2 separate regions of the Mus musculus genome follow, and region 2 is linked to region 1. A link is a loop called in an ENCODE intact Hi-C map of the cell type or tissue named here. Cell type or tissue: heart. All regions are shown on one strand. Each heading gives the region's core, and the rest is flanking DNA. Links, peaks and the distances in the headings are about the cores only.

Region 1 (8,332 bases), core at 170-8,169:
CCTAGTACCTAGAAATCACTTGTACTTTTCTCAGAATGCTGAGTCAGCGTACAGACATTATTACTCTTCCTCCAAGCCATTTTCATATACCTTTAAACTACAAGGCAAGAAGAAGGAGCATGTGGCAACTTTTCTACCACAGTCAAAAATAGCCTCAGCTCCTAGGTGATGTCTTCAGCTGTCACGACCGACCAAGCTCCCCAGGCATCTGCTCTGAGTCAGGCTCCTTTATCTTGCTGATAGCTGAATGTCACCTGTATTAAGGTACTTCCTACCATCTGCCTCCACCAGATGGAAACCCAAGGGCTCATTTATCTTCCCAGAGTCAGTGGGACAGACAGATTGACAAAGTGCAAAAGAAAGATTGACACTATTTACACATTCTCAAATCCTGATGGCTAAGGACAGATTGGGGAGCACTGAGTGCAAGCATTTTTTTTTTCGGGACCAAACCTGCCACCAAGATCTATGTAACCAGCAAATGCTGTGTGTGATTTGCAGCTTTCCGCTGTGAGATGGGCTGATGACAACATTGTCACCGTCGCATTTGCTGGGTCCCTTCTGCCTGCAGACAATGGAGAAGCCTAAGGGAAGGGGTGAGATGAAGACCATGCACTCTACAATGCCAACTCTCTGGCGTCATGTCACTTTTGGAGGTGTTGCCCGTTCACCCACTAAACTGAGACATCCATACCTAAGTACCTCAGACTGTTATTTCTTCATGCTTTGAAAGGTTTAAAAAATCTATTTGTATTCCAATCAAATATAAAAATTGAGGCATATATTCAAAGGTGCACTATTTTCCTAATACAGACTAAAAAAGGCAGGGTAAACGTAGCACACTCTGAAATTCTATAATCCTTGGATTTGGGCTTGAATATTTCCAAAATGAAATCATTGTACTTGAAAGAATATTGATTAATGGACAGGATTAAACGATCCCACGCCACGTTCTCTTCAGATTCAGACAAAAGGACAAGCACACAGTTCTCAAAACTCTCCGGTAGAGTTGGGGTTTCTATGTAACAAGCATTCTCCTTGTGTATGCAGAGTGCGTGACATAAAGAAAAAGAATACACGTCTGGCTTTTGCCCAACAGTGTGGATCTTGATGAGAAGTTAAGGCAAGCAGAAATAGGTGATTCTACATGGCCGCCGTATTGAGGTTTACCAGAGAAGCAGAATCAGCTGAGATGTTCCACAATGAGCTATCTACAAGCAGAAGGGCCAGGAAAGCCCTCAGCCTCCTAGTGAGACAGGCTTCAAATTGGCAGTTCAGGAGACTAGGCCTAAATCTCTGTTTCCAAGAACTGGGCAAGTCCAGGTAAGCCAGTTACTGAAAACAAAAAAAACAACAACAACAACAAAAACCAAAACAACAACAACAACAAAAAACAAAAACAAAAACAAAACAAAACAAAACAAACAAACAAAAAAAAACCCAGGCCTCAGGCAGCCAGTCAGAAACTGCCGGGCCATCAGGCCTGAGGCAAGGACAATGGGTCAGCAACAGTTTCTAGGCCCCGCCCCAGCAATGGTTGTGGAATGTCCCTAGAGATAGAGCCCACAGATTGAGATAGAGGTTGCCTACCCCTCCCAGAATTTCCCTAATGTGCTTTAAATCTGGCCTGCGAGCTCACTAGGGGCCTCCATCTTGGTTGATGGTAGACGCCAGCATGCTGGACTTATGCAGAATAAAACGCTCTTTGCTTTTGCATACTAATTGAATCCAAGGTACCATTCTTCAGTGAATCATGGACCCTTACACTAGATCTCAAAGCCACAAAGCCTACAACCTCTGCTGCAGGGCTGGAAAAAGCATCAGGAAGTGAATGTGCTTACTGTGTTCTGCATTTTTTTTTAAATCATATTCAAGCCCTTAGTTGGTTCAGGGGTGTATGCCTACCCTTAGCGGCAGTGGATCAACTTTACTCAGCCTGTGACTCAAATGTTAATTTCTTCCAGGACTGCCTTGGGGACACCAGGAGATGTTTCCCTCATGACCTGGGTGTACTAGTCATGCTGACTCAAAAAAGTTCCCCTCACCACATTTCCAGAACTCATAGCAGGCACCAGAAAGGGACTTTGAAAGGGCAGTAGCCAGGGAGGCCAACAGCAGTGTAGGAGCTGAGTATACACTGCGGGATGTTGGAAAATATGTGTGTGAGAAGGAGGGCCATCTGTGGAAAGTCTGGGAAGAGATGGTGGCTAGCCCTTCAGGCCTATCCAACATGCTGTCCAGCATCCTCTGACATCTCCTTGAGATTATTCTCACTCACCACAGTCACAGTGGCCTTTGCCTTCACTGCTGCACCCTCTGTCCTAGTGACAGTCCCCCTTCCTTCTTCCAGGTCCTTACCAGAATGCTGCCTTTTCAGTATAACCTGATCTGTGTATTCATTGCTCGCTGCTCTCCCTAACTGCCTTCCCACCTAGTAACTTCTATAGCATTTATCACTGTTTGTCATAGTCCATACTTTTATCTACTGTTATCTCATTGTCTGCTTCTAACGCCCAGAGCTAGTTCTGCCCACCACCACTGCAGCCCCTTGATCCCTGAATGCCTGGAGGCACAGAGTAATCTTCGATGGGTCTATAAGGAATGGACGGATGTAGGACCCTCTGGTATAGGACTGGAAATCACCATGAGCCTTCCCTGCAAGTGTTTTCAACTCAGCATACTCACGGATTTTTTCCATGGCAACTGAGCCCTGATTATCCTAAAAACCAACTGGAAAATATCATCTGCTTTACCAACAGTTGCTACCCTTCCAAGCCTACTAGGTGGGATCTAGTCTATAAATCACCAAATCTATTTATTTGTAGAATTTCTCCTGAAATCTCACACCACTCACATCTCCCAGCCCAATTAAAGTCCCTAGTTCTCAATGATTCGGAATGTGCTCTTCCCATTGTATGAAGGCAATTTGGCCAAAAGTATGTCTTTGTGGGCCAATGTAAAAATGATCACCCTTCTAAAGGGAATTTTACAACTTGGGTGATGCAGCTCAAGGGCCTTGGCCTCCGTGGTCCTGTGTAGACAGGGCCTTGATTTTATGGTGAATGCTTTTCCTTGAGGCAGTGAATATTTCACAGACTTCCCTAACTAACACAGATAGGGATCTGTGTGGGTCTCATAACACGAACACTATCTGCCTACAGGACCAGAGAAGCCACGGTGTGGGCAGAGAGGAAGTAGTGGCTCAACTCTGGGCAGGGAACTAGCCACAGTATATGCTTCCAGGAGCAGAGTGGAGGTGTGATGGATAGCATTTCGATCAACCTCTCTACTGGGAAACAGGAGGCTTCCCTAAGTCCCTGGACTGAGAAAATTGAGGAAATGAAAAGAAAGAAAGAAAAAGCATTTTATTAGAGACTGAGGATTTATCATTTATTTGCTTGTTTGTTTGCTTGTTTGTTTATAAACAAGGACTCCTTTAGCCCAGGCTGGCCTTGAAATTTGGAGTCTCTTGCCTCTATCTCCTTTCAAGAGCTAGGCTTCTGAGCCTACACCACTATACCCAATTTTATGAAGGACCTAAGATACTAAGCAAGTACTTTACCCACCGAGCCGGGTCCCTGCTCTCCTCCCAGGGCATGGTCCTACCCTGTCCTTGACCATTTAAGCTCCTCGGGTCAGGAGCTTCGATCTCTTCCCTACAGGACAGATCAAATCTAGAACAAAAGACTGTGTCTTCAGGAATTGCCTAGCTCTGTGAGAAGTCTCCACTCCCAGGAGTATTTCCAAAGATAGTACAGAGCTTTCCAAGGGATTTATGGAAACCAGCCTAGTGGCCCAAGGTTTTCGACAAAAACGCTCATCCCCGGGAGGCAAGAAAACTCAGCTGGGTTCACAGAACTTTTCAATTTCATCTGCTTGGCAAAGGCAAAGTTAAAGATCTCTTAAGGGGGCCGGGGCAGCCAAGGGGAGCTGCTGGCCTCTGTTTTTCTTTCTGGGCCCTGCCAAGAATGACATCACCTAGTTGGATTATTAGCAGGCCCTATCAGCAAACAATCCCATCCGTCACATCAAAGCAGCCCACATATGTGCTCGCTGGTCAGGGAGGCAGTTTCCATCAGCTTTGGGCCATCTTTAAATAAACCTGAGGTGGCCTCTTGAGCTTCGAGGGCACCCATTGGCCTTATATTTTAACGTGGAGGAAAAATGCTTGGGTATGGGTGGAGGTAGGGGTGGGGTCAACACCATGAGAATGAAACCTGTTAATTGTGGAGATTTGACACACCACAAACTCGTCCTTGGATTTTAAAAGCTAATATTTACAGAAAGCACTAGAAATGGAATGCCCAGAGGCAAGGTGAGATGTAGACAGGAAGACACAGTTAGACAGGATTTATTAGGAGTGGGAGGGAGGTCTGACCCTAGGAGACTATAGGAAAGAGGGGAAGAGAAGAGGAGCTAGGAGACTCAGTCCAGGGTGACCCGGACTGCCCTGTCTTGGAGGGAAGGTTTGGAAGGCTGTCTTGGAATCTTCGGGGCAAAACCCAGCCCTCACAGAAGTCTCCCATTTTTCAGGCCGGCTCGGTCATGCTCAGGCTGTGACAGCCCATGGGAAGCACACCCCTGATGAAATCATGCAACAGGTTTCACAGCATGGGAGCTTCAGCCCTATGACTCCCAGAGTAGAAAGTCTGATAGCTGCCGAAAACCTCAAAATACCTGCAACTGAGCCTTATAGAGCAGAGGTTATGTAGAATATAAGATCTCAAGGAATTAAACCATGTGCTCTTACATTCCAACCAGGCTCTTCCCAAATGAGGCTCTGCCTCTTGACACGTGACCTTTGCCACTGAATACTGATGGGAGTGATTTCAGAGGATTGTGAGAATCAAGTAAACCAATGAAGGGAAGGCGTAGAACAATGTCAAGTTCACGCTAGAAATTAACCATAAAACTTAGCTTTTATGGGATCGACTTTAGATGTAATCTGCCGTGAGTTGAATTGAGCCTCGTCAGAAAGCCACACCTTCCTAACTCTCATTCAGCACCTGGATGTGCTGGCGCGTGCGGATAGGGGCTTCACCAACACCGTCGAACTGAAACACAGTGATTAAAAGAAAATCTAGACACAGAGACAGATACCTTTACAGGAAAGAGGATGTGAAGGAAAACAGGAAAACAGGGAGGGAGGGAGCCAGGGAAGGAGACCGGGAACAGATCCTTCCCTCACGAGAAGCAAGCCTGCTTGTGTAAGTATCTTGGCAAGAATTAAGGTCCTCTAAGGAGACAGGCTTGTGTCCCACCTGTTGGATATCAGACTATTGAAGCAATGGTCTCCAAGGAATTGAATCTCCCCCAGGAATCGAATGTTGAAAGAAGGTAAAGGCTAAAACCTGGTGCTAGAGGGAGAACCTGTCTCCCAGGGGAAAAAAAAAAGGTCATGAAGTTTGGACAACTTGAACTTGTCAGAACACCTTGCAGGAGAGCCTAGAGCAGAGGCAATGGTGACCGGTGCTGAGCAGGACCACACCTTGGCTAGGACTGTTCAGTTCTGCATACTTTCTTCCCTCTTTAAATCTAAACCTCGTGTTAGAACCCAGAACATGAGCTTGGAGCTCACTAGACCCCTTTATTTGTTCTTCTTCCAAGTGTGGCTGCGTTTACTCAATCTCCTTTCTCTGCTTTTCAGTGTTGTTTGCTAAATTGATGTATTGAGAATGGGTGGCCAAGCTTAGCTTGTAAAGCCAATCATAACCCAGGCTTAGACTCTAATAGCTCTGAAGACATTGATACCTTGATCTTGGGCTTCTGGAATTCAAGACAGTAGATTTCTGTTGTCTATGCCACCCAGTTGTGTCAGTTATAGCAGCCTCAGCACACAAGTACGGTGCCTTCTTTTCATTATTTTGTCGTACCTAGGCAAGACTTCAATTCATATTCTTGCTGCCTTAGCATCCCCCAGCGCCCCACCCCCCACCCAGTACAGGGATTGTAAGTATGTGTCACTGTCACCTGCCAGATGCAGCCAATGCTTAAATTCTAAAGCCCAGTTTTCTCAGAAAGTTTTCTGTGCTAACACTCACACTAAGCATCAGCCCAAAGCAACCTCAGGCTCCTTCGGAATTTCGGACAATAGACATATCTAATGCCAGGACAGCACAGCCTTCTCAGTAGCAACCTGTGCCCTCCTCATGCGGGTCCCCACCCAAGGGACAAAAACAGCCCCTTACTGTTATTTTAAACCATGTACAATTTAAGCAGTGGTGGCAGTCATAGAAACTGTCATTCGCCCATAATCACTATGACCTGTGGCCAGCCTTGGTAGAGGAGGGCACTCCTGTGCATCATCTGAAGCGGGGCTCCGGGTCCCACAAAATGAGCAGCTTACAGAACACCACATGAGGAACTCTAACACGTGGCCAAATAAATTAGGTTCTTTCAAGATATTGTGGGGCGCGGGGGGAACTTTTGAAAACCAACCAGAGCCCAGATTCTCTATCCAGTGTTGAGTCTGATCATATTGTGAGAAAATGCAGAGAAAGAGGCAGAGGTGTGTCCTGGGGTGGGAGAGGGTGTCCAAGAGAAAAGAAAGCCACACATCGCTGAATGTTGGTGGCATTTGCTTAAGAATTTGTGCAGGTTTAATGAACTTTGGTGTGAGTTTTTGCTGCTTTGATCTATTCTGTTCTTTAAGTGGGAATGCTTCTCGCTGAACATCTTCTGTCATTTAAGTCAGGATGTCTCTCAGTGCTACTCCAGCTTCAGACCTTCAGACCTTCCTGTGGACTTAGTAACGTCAGTCAGGGCAAGAACCGCCTTCTGAGCTGTGGTGCACCCCTTCTCGAGGCTGAGACTAACAGTTCTGGGCAGTGCGTGAGAGTAGTGTTACACGTGCCAGGGATTGGAGGAGTGATGCCCCATAACCGACAGCCCACACCTAGACTCCTCAATTGACAAAGCCACCTTCCAGGCCACCTGAGTCAAAGTCTGGCTTTTCCTCATCTTCAAGGACATTGAGTTTTCAAAGGGTTTGCAGGTAAAAAAAAAAAAAAAAAGAATATGTGAAGTTAAGGGGCCTCTTGCAAACCCTGGATGTTCCCAAGATGAAAGAAATTCCCTACAGAAGCAGCTCCCTGCTCAGTGGGGTTATTCTAGAAGTGGGTAAAGCCTGCATCTCTCTCTCTCTCTCTCTCTCTCTCTCTCTCTCTCTCTCTCTCTCTCTCTCTCTCCCTCCCACTTTTCTGTCTCTCCTGGCAGGGATTCATACTATAAATTTATTGCTTATTTTATTCTCTGAAGCCAGAGAGCAGATGAACAGGAAGATCCAACCCTGCACCCTAACAGATTTAGAGCAGAGGGTGCGGGGTAGGGGAGTGTAAATCATTGCTTCTCAGCTCAGCTCCAGCTGCGTATGAGAAGCACCTGTGGAGCGCTAAAAATACCTTCCAAACTGTACCACCGAAGCCTTTCATCTGAAATGGCCAGGCCAGGCTCAGCAAGGGTGCTCAGAAGCTCCCAGCAAGAATCAACCCAAGCTGAAAAACCAACCATGTAGATCCTTGCCTCCGGTGCTGAAAAAGTAACTCAGGAAGACTAGTTCTCTCTTCCTGGGTATAATGCCAACTCACTGTCTGTCCTCACTAATATAGAGAAGCTTCCAGAAACAGATGATCTAGAGACCAATGGAGTCACTAGAAGCCTGGGGACCCCAGGGTAGCATCCTAGAGAGTCTTAGTTGAACATAGGAACACCACGGATGCCACGAAGTCTTATATAGGCCAGCAATCATTCCTCAGGAGCCGCCTACCTCATCTGCCTACCTCATTTTTTTAAGACAGGGTCTCTCACTGTGTTCTGGGGTCTACAAATTCAGGCGGACTGACTGGCCAGTTAGCCTCAGGGATCCTCCTGTCTCTGCCTCTCCAGTGCTAAGATTATAAGTACTTAACCACGACACCTAGGTTTTTATGTGCATTCTAGGGATATGAGCTTAGGTCCACATGATTTTATACCAAGCATTTTACTGATTGATCTATCTTCTCCTACACACTCCCCATCCCCACTATCCTCAGTGACCTGTTTCTACCAGCTAGAGGTCACCTAATCTCTCAAAACCAGTGTTACCAGCCAGAGCATGAGTATTCCAAAGCGCTAGCCTGCCGAGGCCGTTCAGATTCAAGCTCTAAACAAATGTCATCCTTTACGCTTAAGGATGTTACAGATGTTTCTATGGCAACATCAGTTGCAAGTGGCCTCTTAGCTTTCTCTTCTGCATGCTGGAGGGGATGTCTTTTCCCATTCCAAACCCTCTTCTGGGGTCTGCTACTTTGATTGCTGTCAGGGTGGGCTCTGCTTGAGGGGTGGTCACGGCAGC
Region 2 (8,332 bases), core at 52-8,051, 260 kb before region 1:
GGAACTTCTTCCCAGTCCCAGTAGCGACTGTGGCTCTCCTGCTCCTTTGTGTGGCCATAGCTGCAAGTGGCTCTTTCCCCCTTCTCCCTCGAAGTAGCCATAGCCAGAGAACAGTGGGTGCTCAGTGGGTCGTTCTCTGACCCGAATGTGGTCTGTGTGGAGGATGCTTTAGAAATGGTTACAAGGTCCCCGACACATTCCACCTGCTAGCTGAGACTCCTTTATGTAAGTAAACATGGCTCCTTTTGAGGGAGTGGTACTTCCCACGAGGACCAGAGAGCAGATGGAACTGTATACCATTAAAAGCAGATTTGAAGAAACACTCCTTTGAGGAACAGCTACTATCTTAGTAACAATGTTTCAAATCCTAATACCCAATAGTGCATGTGTCTTAATAGAATTACAGGAAGGTTTCCAGGATACTAGTTGACTAAAAGTTACATTTGAAATATTTTATACAATAGATTTTTAAAAAATATGTTAAATTCTCTATGCAAAAGGGTGCTGCTATCAGCTGCTGTAGACTGCGGGGTTGCGTGATTTTTCTGTAAGTGGCCAGCTGTTACGTATTTTCATTTTTTTTCAGATCACAGCCTTTTGGGGGATATAGGTTTATGTGTTCATGAACATGTGTTTATACAACTATTAGAACCAGGAAGGCAGACTGGGGACGTAGTACAGTGAGTACAATTCTTGCTGAAGATGTATGGGGCCTTGGGCATCAATTATTGTGTCATAGAAACCAGTCATGGTGGCATACTCCTGGAATCCCAGCACTTGCGAGGTAAAGGCAGGAGGGTCAAGAGTTCAGGGTTACCCTTAGGTAACCCTTAGGGTGTTTGAGCCCAGCGTCGTCTACCGCAAGCTCTTTTAGGGGGAAAAATAAAGAAAAGTAAAACCAAATTGTAGTTCCCTGGGTTGTATAATAACAGTTGCTGATCAAATGTGATTTAACAACTCTTGGTTGATCACAACATCCAATCTTTGTGTTGCAACAAATTGTGATCTACAAAGTTCCTGCTCAAGAGCCACGTGGCAGAGTTTCAATCCGATTCATTAATTCACAAAACAAACTCATAACATTTTAAGTAAGTTTACAGTTTTGCATTGAGTTTTAGTCATTACCGCCTGGGGCCCATGCAGCCCACCTGTTGCAGGTTGGACACACCTGGTAAACTACACTATCTCTCTGTATATTTATGGCTTAGATTTAGTTTTGCTTTTCCTCCTTCCTAGCCGAGAGTCTGCAAGTGGCTGTGAAGGCTTCAAAGATGGGCGATGTAAGCCAGTCATCCGAAGAAAGCCCTGGAGGGACTGTCCTGATGGACACACCCAGTACACAGGATGTACCAGCGTCACCAACTGCTTGTAAGTGACGACAGCACAGGCCTTGGCCACGAGCCTGCGCACAGCCTCTAGTGCATATAGTGGTCACATAAAACAAAAGCAGTAACTACCTGATTTCAGGGGAACTTAATGTAATTTTTTTGTAACTAGAAAAAAAAAACCTTGAGAATAATCATGCTGGTCATAAAGAGATATTATATGTGACAATGGCACTTGTATTTCAAGGACAAAGACTTAACATTGGTAGGCTGTACTGTTCTGTCCTTCGGCTAAGCCTCCCCTCCCCCCATGGCATGCAGGTGCACGTGTGAGCGTGAGGTTTGGTGGCATCATTATAGACACGATTGCCAAACAGGAACCCAAGACCTCGGACATGCCAGGCGAGCAGCCTACCACTGAGCCTCACCCTCAGCCCTCCCAGGGACTCTTCTTCATGTTGGAATATACTCTCTGTTTTGAGCAGATCTCAGTTTATGATCCTCCTGCCTTAGAAGCACTGAACTCACAGGTGTACACCATCACACTCAGCTGTCAATGTATTTTAAAAATAATAAGGTAGAGAATAAGCTTAGCAATGTCTCAGAGCCCAATTATGCTGTTTTTATGTAGAGTTTTAAGCTAAATACGGAATTCCAAAAAAGGGTTCTAAGAGCATAAAGAGACTATTTTTCATGTGAGGATGGTACAAACCTTACTTGGAAAGAGAATGTCTGCACGAGCTGCTTTTTTTTACCCTCCCCCCCCCCAATGGTCCCATGTGGCTTTCACGTTGGCCTTAAATTTCCTCTTGTAGTTGAGAATGAGCTTTGAATTCTTGAATTTCTGATTCTCCCAAGTTCGAGGATTATAAGTGTGCGCTACCACAGGCATGCTGTTTTAGACTTTCTTGTAACAAATCCCTTGGTTCAGTAGAATGCCTAGGGGCAGTATAACTTTTTAGTTCTATTCTTTTTTTTTTTTTTTTTTGGTTTTTGTTTTATTACAAGCACCCAAAATTATTTTCCCCTCCCAAATTCTGCTTTATTTAACCCTGGCTTTCTATTTTCAGAATGTGCACATATGTTTTTCATTTCGACCGGCCAGATTCATCAAGGGAGTTGTACTGCTCTGGGTGATTTCCTTTAGAAGAGCCACATTATGCCATTGAGGAAGTGCTCTCTAAAAATACTGAGGGTTTGCCGCCATCAGCCCCGCCCCAGGGACAGCTGGGAGGCTCCTCTGTGCCCTGCAGCTGTTTGGAGCCCTCCCCAGGTCCTCTCCTCCCTTCAGGCAGGCCAGTGAGGGTTCTCCCTGTCCGAATCCTACAGAATCTACACCCATTTGCTAGACCTAGAACAGCCTGCCCTGCCGTTAGGATCAGGCATGGGGTGAACCTGTATGCCAGAAGCCATCCTTTTTGGCTTGGCTTGGATTACGGTGCTCTGAGAGTTTGGTCTCTTTATACAGTTGTTAAGGGCAGAAGAGGATCCCTCAAAGAAGGACCAGAGTAGCTTTGCAGTGGGCTTCAGGGAGGGCCTTTGTGAAGCGAGCCCCTGTCGGTCTGAGGTTACAAGCTCATGAGTACACTTACCAAAGGAGACTATTATACTCTACTGTCCAGAATGGTCAGTCCAGTGGAGACCCTGTTGCCCACCCTGAAGCTATGCCTGAGGGTGCAGAAACTTCTGGAAACTCCCCTTCTACCTCTGCTCGGCCCCATCTTAGCTTCCTCCAACGTTTAACTGTTAATGTGAGGAAGTGGGCAAGAGGAACAGACTGGCTCCTGGTTTGGAGATGGCTTGACTGTCTCTTTAGGCGTTAGGAAAAGTTGCTATAAATTGTCCCTCCAACATCCTTGCCTAAGAAGTGCTCGCTTGCACCGGGTGACCTTGGCTTTTCACTGGGTTCATTCGAAGTGGTTCCCACTCACAGAAAACTCTGGCTTAGAAGAGGCTTTCTGGAATCCTGGGCAGCTGCTGTTTCCTAATGGTGATACATGTGATTTTTAAAATTTAAACAAAGAGAAAGGGGCAGCCCCTTGTTAGAAATAAAGATGCGTGATGATACCATATTTTTAAAAGAAGTTTATAAACATCACAAAATGAGTATTTTGGTCAGGATCCTGGTCAGATATTGCTCCAATGAAGTTGGGGGTGGGGTGGGGTGGAGCAGCCTTGAGAAGCCTGGTTTAAGTCAGGAAAAGGTGAACATAGCCTAAGTTTTAACTGAAATCCATAAAGCAATGATGAAATCCTGCCGACCGAGGTTTCACCGGTAAAGGTAAATTTGTATTTGGTACTTAACATCTCTGGATGTGTTTTCCTAGGTCAAATGTATTTACAGTGTTAAAGCTTAAGTGGGAAGTGTGAGCAAAGCTGGAAATGAGGAGAAACTGAGGCAGGCTCTCAGTTTTTATGACTCTGAGACCATAAAGTGTTAGCTGCCTCCAGCCTTCTTAGATCAGTGCCCTCTGGACCTGCGTTCTAAACCTTGTCCATCAGCTGCTGCTCTTGTACTGGCCTCGAGGGAGCCTTTTATGGACCTGGGTCTGCCAAGAGACCTTGCTGTAATTCCACTGGGCACCTGTTTTAAATTACTTCTTTCCCAGGCAGCTTTGTCCTATTAAATGAAAGCGAGATGTAGACTCGGTACCACAAACAGCCCATGGACACATGAGCCCAAGAAAGAAGCGCAGTTAAAATGGCAGGTGGCAAAGGATGCTGCTTGGTGTCTCTTAGCCTGTAAGCTCCGGGAGAGCAGGGACTGCGGGCTTCCTTGCGATCTCTAGCGCCCCCTGTAGGTTCATTCAGTATGTATTATCTCGTGATGACTCCTTTTTTTGAAGTGTGCTTCAGTTGTGGGCAGAAGAATGTAATTGGCCGGCTGACGTTTGATGTTGTCCTTTTTGTTTCTGTCTCAATGGCGTGCTTCCAGCATTAGTCACAGAAGGGACAGAAGGAAGAGGCTGTTGGGATGTGGATCCCGGGCTCCAGGGTGTGGTAACCGACTTGGCAGTCTCTGATGCAGGGGAGAAGGTATTGTTAATTGTTAACCAACTTGCTAGTAACCAGAACCTATTGCTTTTGTATACAAAGTAGATTCAGCTCTCTGGCAATGAGTGGATTGAAAATACCTTTTTCTGAATTGTTTCTGATTTATTTAAATATCTATATTGAAACTTTCTAAACTATTTCTTCTTTAAATGTTCGTGGTTTTTATATATCATGTTAAAAAGAAAATCAACTGAGACGTTATTAAAAACCAAAACGAAAAGCTTGACAACCCTCCTGTGTATATGTGTGTCTGCACTCTCTGACTTCCGGCCTACTCTCTGCATTGCAAACCTTTGCTTTTCTCACTGCTTCTGGCAACTCCCTGTTTGAGAGGTGACCCGACACTGGGACGCTTCACCACCAGATGGCGCCCGTGAGCTGAACTGATTTCCACTTTGGGACGTCTTGCTTCTGTTCTCTACTGTGATCCTCTGCTCTTCACCTGTATCCCACCTTCCTCTCGCAGACTTGGAATCCACGTAACCACCCTTTGCCCGTGCTACGATGTTCTCTGATTCCTAATATATGTAGGCTGGACCTCTCTGTGTAGAAATTATATGCATACAGCTTCCTATTAGCTTGACGTGTGTGATTTCATAAGAGGGGAGGAAGAGCTCGGTGCTCCTGGGAGGTGGGGAGTCAGGTCAAGGGTTTTTACTTTGTCTAGCATTGATTTAGCTCCATTACCAAGTATTAATGCGCACCAGTGTGGGACTACGACATGTTACAGATGCAACATCTTACTGTTACATGTTTTCCAGATACGTGGCATAGGACAGAACCAGTCTGGCTCTCAGAACTTCACAGAAAAGTCAGCTCTGACTTAGTATTCATTTGCAAAGCTCAGAGGCCCAAGTTAATTTATGAATACAGAATTTTACTCTACTTACTCTGATTGTAAGCTTTGAGCTAGTTTGCCTTAGCTTGTCTGCGCTTCTCCGTGTGATCTTCACTTTGAAGCGTGAAGCCAGTAGCTTACAATCGCTCCTAGGTTGTTTGGGAAGAAAGATAATTGGTCGATGCAGCCTAGTTCTGCACAGAAAATGGCTTGACTCTGACTCCTGACTCAGTTACAGGTGGAGAAGTGAGTTCAGGTTTTAACCTCTGGAAACTCTGACACTTGATGGGGCCTTTTGAGAATGGAAATAAACAGATAAAGCAAGTATATAGTGATGTCTTGGCGTCAGCGTCCTTTAAAAGATTAGATTAAAACAAAATTCTGAAAGAATTAAAAACAATACCCAAGGGTAGAAATTCTCCTCGCATGGATCAACTGTAGTTATACAGTACCACCACCAGGTGGCGCATGAAGTCCATTAAAAAGACAATGTACACTTTCTTCTGTCTTCCCAAACCCAGAGGTTCGAGCAGTAACCAAATGTCGCACAATCCAACCCATTTCTACATGTTTGCTTCTTGGTAGAATATAAAATTTGGAAATATCATGGTTTTTTGTTTTTGTTTTTTGTTTTTCCACTAAAGCAGTGGATGGGCCAAGAAGGGCTCATAGGAAACGCAAGAACTTAACCACCAAACCAGAGTATATTCCGTACATTTGGGCAGAGTTCTAAAGTACCGACATGCTTCTCTCTATTCTACCTTTGTCCCTTCCCTGTTAATGGACTGATTAGCAACAAAGTCTGTAGTGACAGTATGAAGGCAAAGGAAATGGGGCTCGCTCACCAGCAGCTTAAGCTCCCAGCCTCCTTGAAGCAACATGGTTGACTTTGTTTAGGGCTGAACATGACGTGTGCTCAGACAGAAGCAAGCATCATCCAGGAGGCTGTAGGCTCTTAGAGGCTAGGGAAATGAATGGTTTCCTAGTTCACAAAATGTGGAGTTTGTAGCATTCATGGCTACTTATTAAAGAGAATGCGAGCAAGTGTAACTTATACTCATTTATTTGTTGAGTGTCCCTTACAATGTGAAACACCAGCCTTAGGTTTGCAGATATAATATTCAATACATAAATTGGTTTACTAATGGGAGAAGCCATACGGCACATAAACAAATGCTTAATGCAATTTTGGGAACTAGAGCTCTCCGCATGTACATATTCCCCGATGTTCCCTGGTGTGAAAGAGACAAAGTCTGAGGCCCCATCCATCCCCAAGGACAAGATGGCCAGCATCCTCTGGCTTCACTCATGGGTTTGGAGCTGGCTGGTGATGAATTGAGGTGGGATCTGGAGACACCAACTAAGCGCTTCCCTTGGGCCGTCTCTCTCTAACCACCGGCTACTTGGGTATCATGATTCTCCAACGTTGATATCGGGGAGCTAGAGTCCCTGTGCTGTCCTGTAGCCCCCAGAGAGCCAGGTGCAACAACCTCCCCTGGCGTTTCTTTACCATCATCTATGCCATGGTAAGGGATGGTTGGGTAAGAGTTGTCACACACCTCTGAGTTTGAACGAGTGAGACCTGTATTGTCAAATGGCTGCTTAATTCTCCAGCCTGGGAGGAGATGGTTACTGTAGCCGAGGTGATGGAGTTGAGACAGGGAAGCCCATAGATCAGGAATACTTGATAGCTTCCAAACGTCGGGTGGCTGTTCATTTTCTCGTGTTTTTATGTGTTTTAGGTGGAATATAGAAGTTTCTCCGGTTCTTCACAGTCAGAGGTGAGCTACGCATGCTTTAAACATATAGCATCCTTTCTCAAGTCGTGGCTAAGGAAGTTTTTCAAGAACTTGACACATGTAATCTTTCTTATACCCCCAGATTATACAAGCAATACAGAATTTAACGCGTCTCCTCTACAGCCTTCAGGTAACGACTCTCCTGTAATTTCAACCTTGTGAACGTTTCTTTTAACGTGCACTGATGATTTCCAGACCTCAGAAATTAGAACATTTGAAAGGCCGTAAGCCATCCAACAAGAGTGCCAACCCCCCAGGTGTCACTCGGCCAGATGAGCTGAGTTCACCTGGTTTTGTCATCACGAGGCAGTAAGGCACTACCACGTTTTACCCGATTCTTCTCAGAAACCATAAAACTGTTCGTGTCTCTCAATAATAGCAATGAATCTGCTTGGGTCTGACCCAGTGAACCACTTAGGTGAGTGCAACATGACTTCACGTCTTCTGATGAAAACTAAAATTCTCACCTACATGTGTGTCACCTCCACATCTGGCCTTAGGCCTTTGGGAAGAGCCGGCTAAATAATTTGCATGCTCCTCTGTGTTTTTGGTTTGCTCATCACTCAAAAGCAAATGGGCCACCGAGCCTCCTACTAATGGCCTTTTAAGGAAGGCGTAGAAATCATTCTAGCGGTGTGAATTGGAAGACTGTGCAATCCACCCCTCAGATGACTCCCACTAAAGAAGCTACCAGTGCACCCAGTGTGCTTTGTGTGGTGCTTAGAAATGTTTAATGCTATCAAGACAATACAGTGTAGACATTTTTGAGAATAGAGAGAATTGCTGTTATCATGATCTTTTTTTTAAATTAGATATTTTCTTCATTTATATTTCAAATGCTATCCCAGAAGTCCCCTATACCCCCCCTCCTCCCCTACCCACCCACTCCCACTTCTTGGCCCTGGCATTCCCCTGTACTGGGGCATATAACGTTTGCAAGACCAAGGGGCCTCTCTTCCCAATGATGGCCGACTAGGCCATCTTCTGCTACATATGCAGCTAGAGACACGAGCTCTGGGGGTACTGGTTAGTTCATATTGTTGTTCCACCTATAGGGTTGCAGACCCCTTCAGCTCCTTGGGTACTTTCTCTAGCTCCTCCACTGGGGGCCCTGTGTTCCATCCAATAGATGACTGTGAGCATCCACTTCTGTATTTGCCTGGCACTGGCATAGCCTCACATGAGACAACTATATCAGGGTCCTTTCAGCAAAATCTTGCTGGCAGTCTTTTTTTTTTTTTTTTAAAGCAAACAAACAGTTAATAAGACATTGGTCACCATGTTGTGTGTATCCCTTCAGAGTTTAGCCTGTTCCA

What was found. Hi-C counts contacts between places; a loop is a spot of excess contacts. Peaks named below come from ENCODE experiments on the same cell type or tissue, not always from the same donor. Only the 100,000 strongest peaks of a DNase experiment are listed, where the experiment ranks them.
Region 2: it touches region 1 in a loop (2.1-fold over the local background); 4 of 42 quality-filtered maps call a loop at or near these places.

What each region holds. Positions count from the first base shown.
Region 1 is chr13:97,672,372-97,680,703 of GRCm38, reverse strand. No RefSeq gene overlaps it. Among named protein-coding and RNA genes, the nearest start is that of Gm34087, 54 kb to the right of the region's middle. In heart, for the core only: no CTCF peak of the experiment used is centred there; a DNase peak (open chromatin) is centred at 3,963; H3K27ac peaks cover 302 bases.
Region 2 is chr13:97,935,489-97,943,820 of GRCm38, reverse strand. Arhgef28 (Rho guanine nucleotide exchange factor (GEF) 28) reads left to right here. Exons shown (of 36, transcript NM_012026.2): 30 at 1,237-1,368; 31 at 4,261-4,361; 32 at 6,960-6,998; 33 at 7,099-7,146. Among named protein-coding and RNA genes, the nearest start is that of Gm34388, 46 kb to the right of the region's middle. In heart, for the core only: CTCF peaks have their summits at 4,108 (motif pointing left), 4,739 (motif pointing right) and 5,674 (motif pointing right); DNase peaks (open chromatin) are centred at 1,340, 2,540, 4,140 and 4,760; H3K27ac peaks cover 387 bases.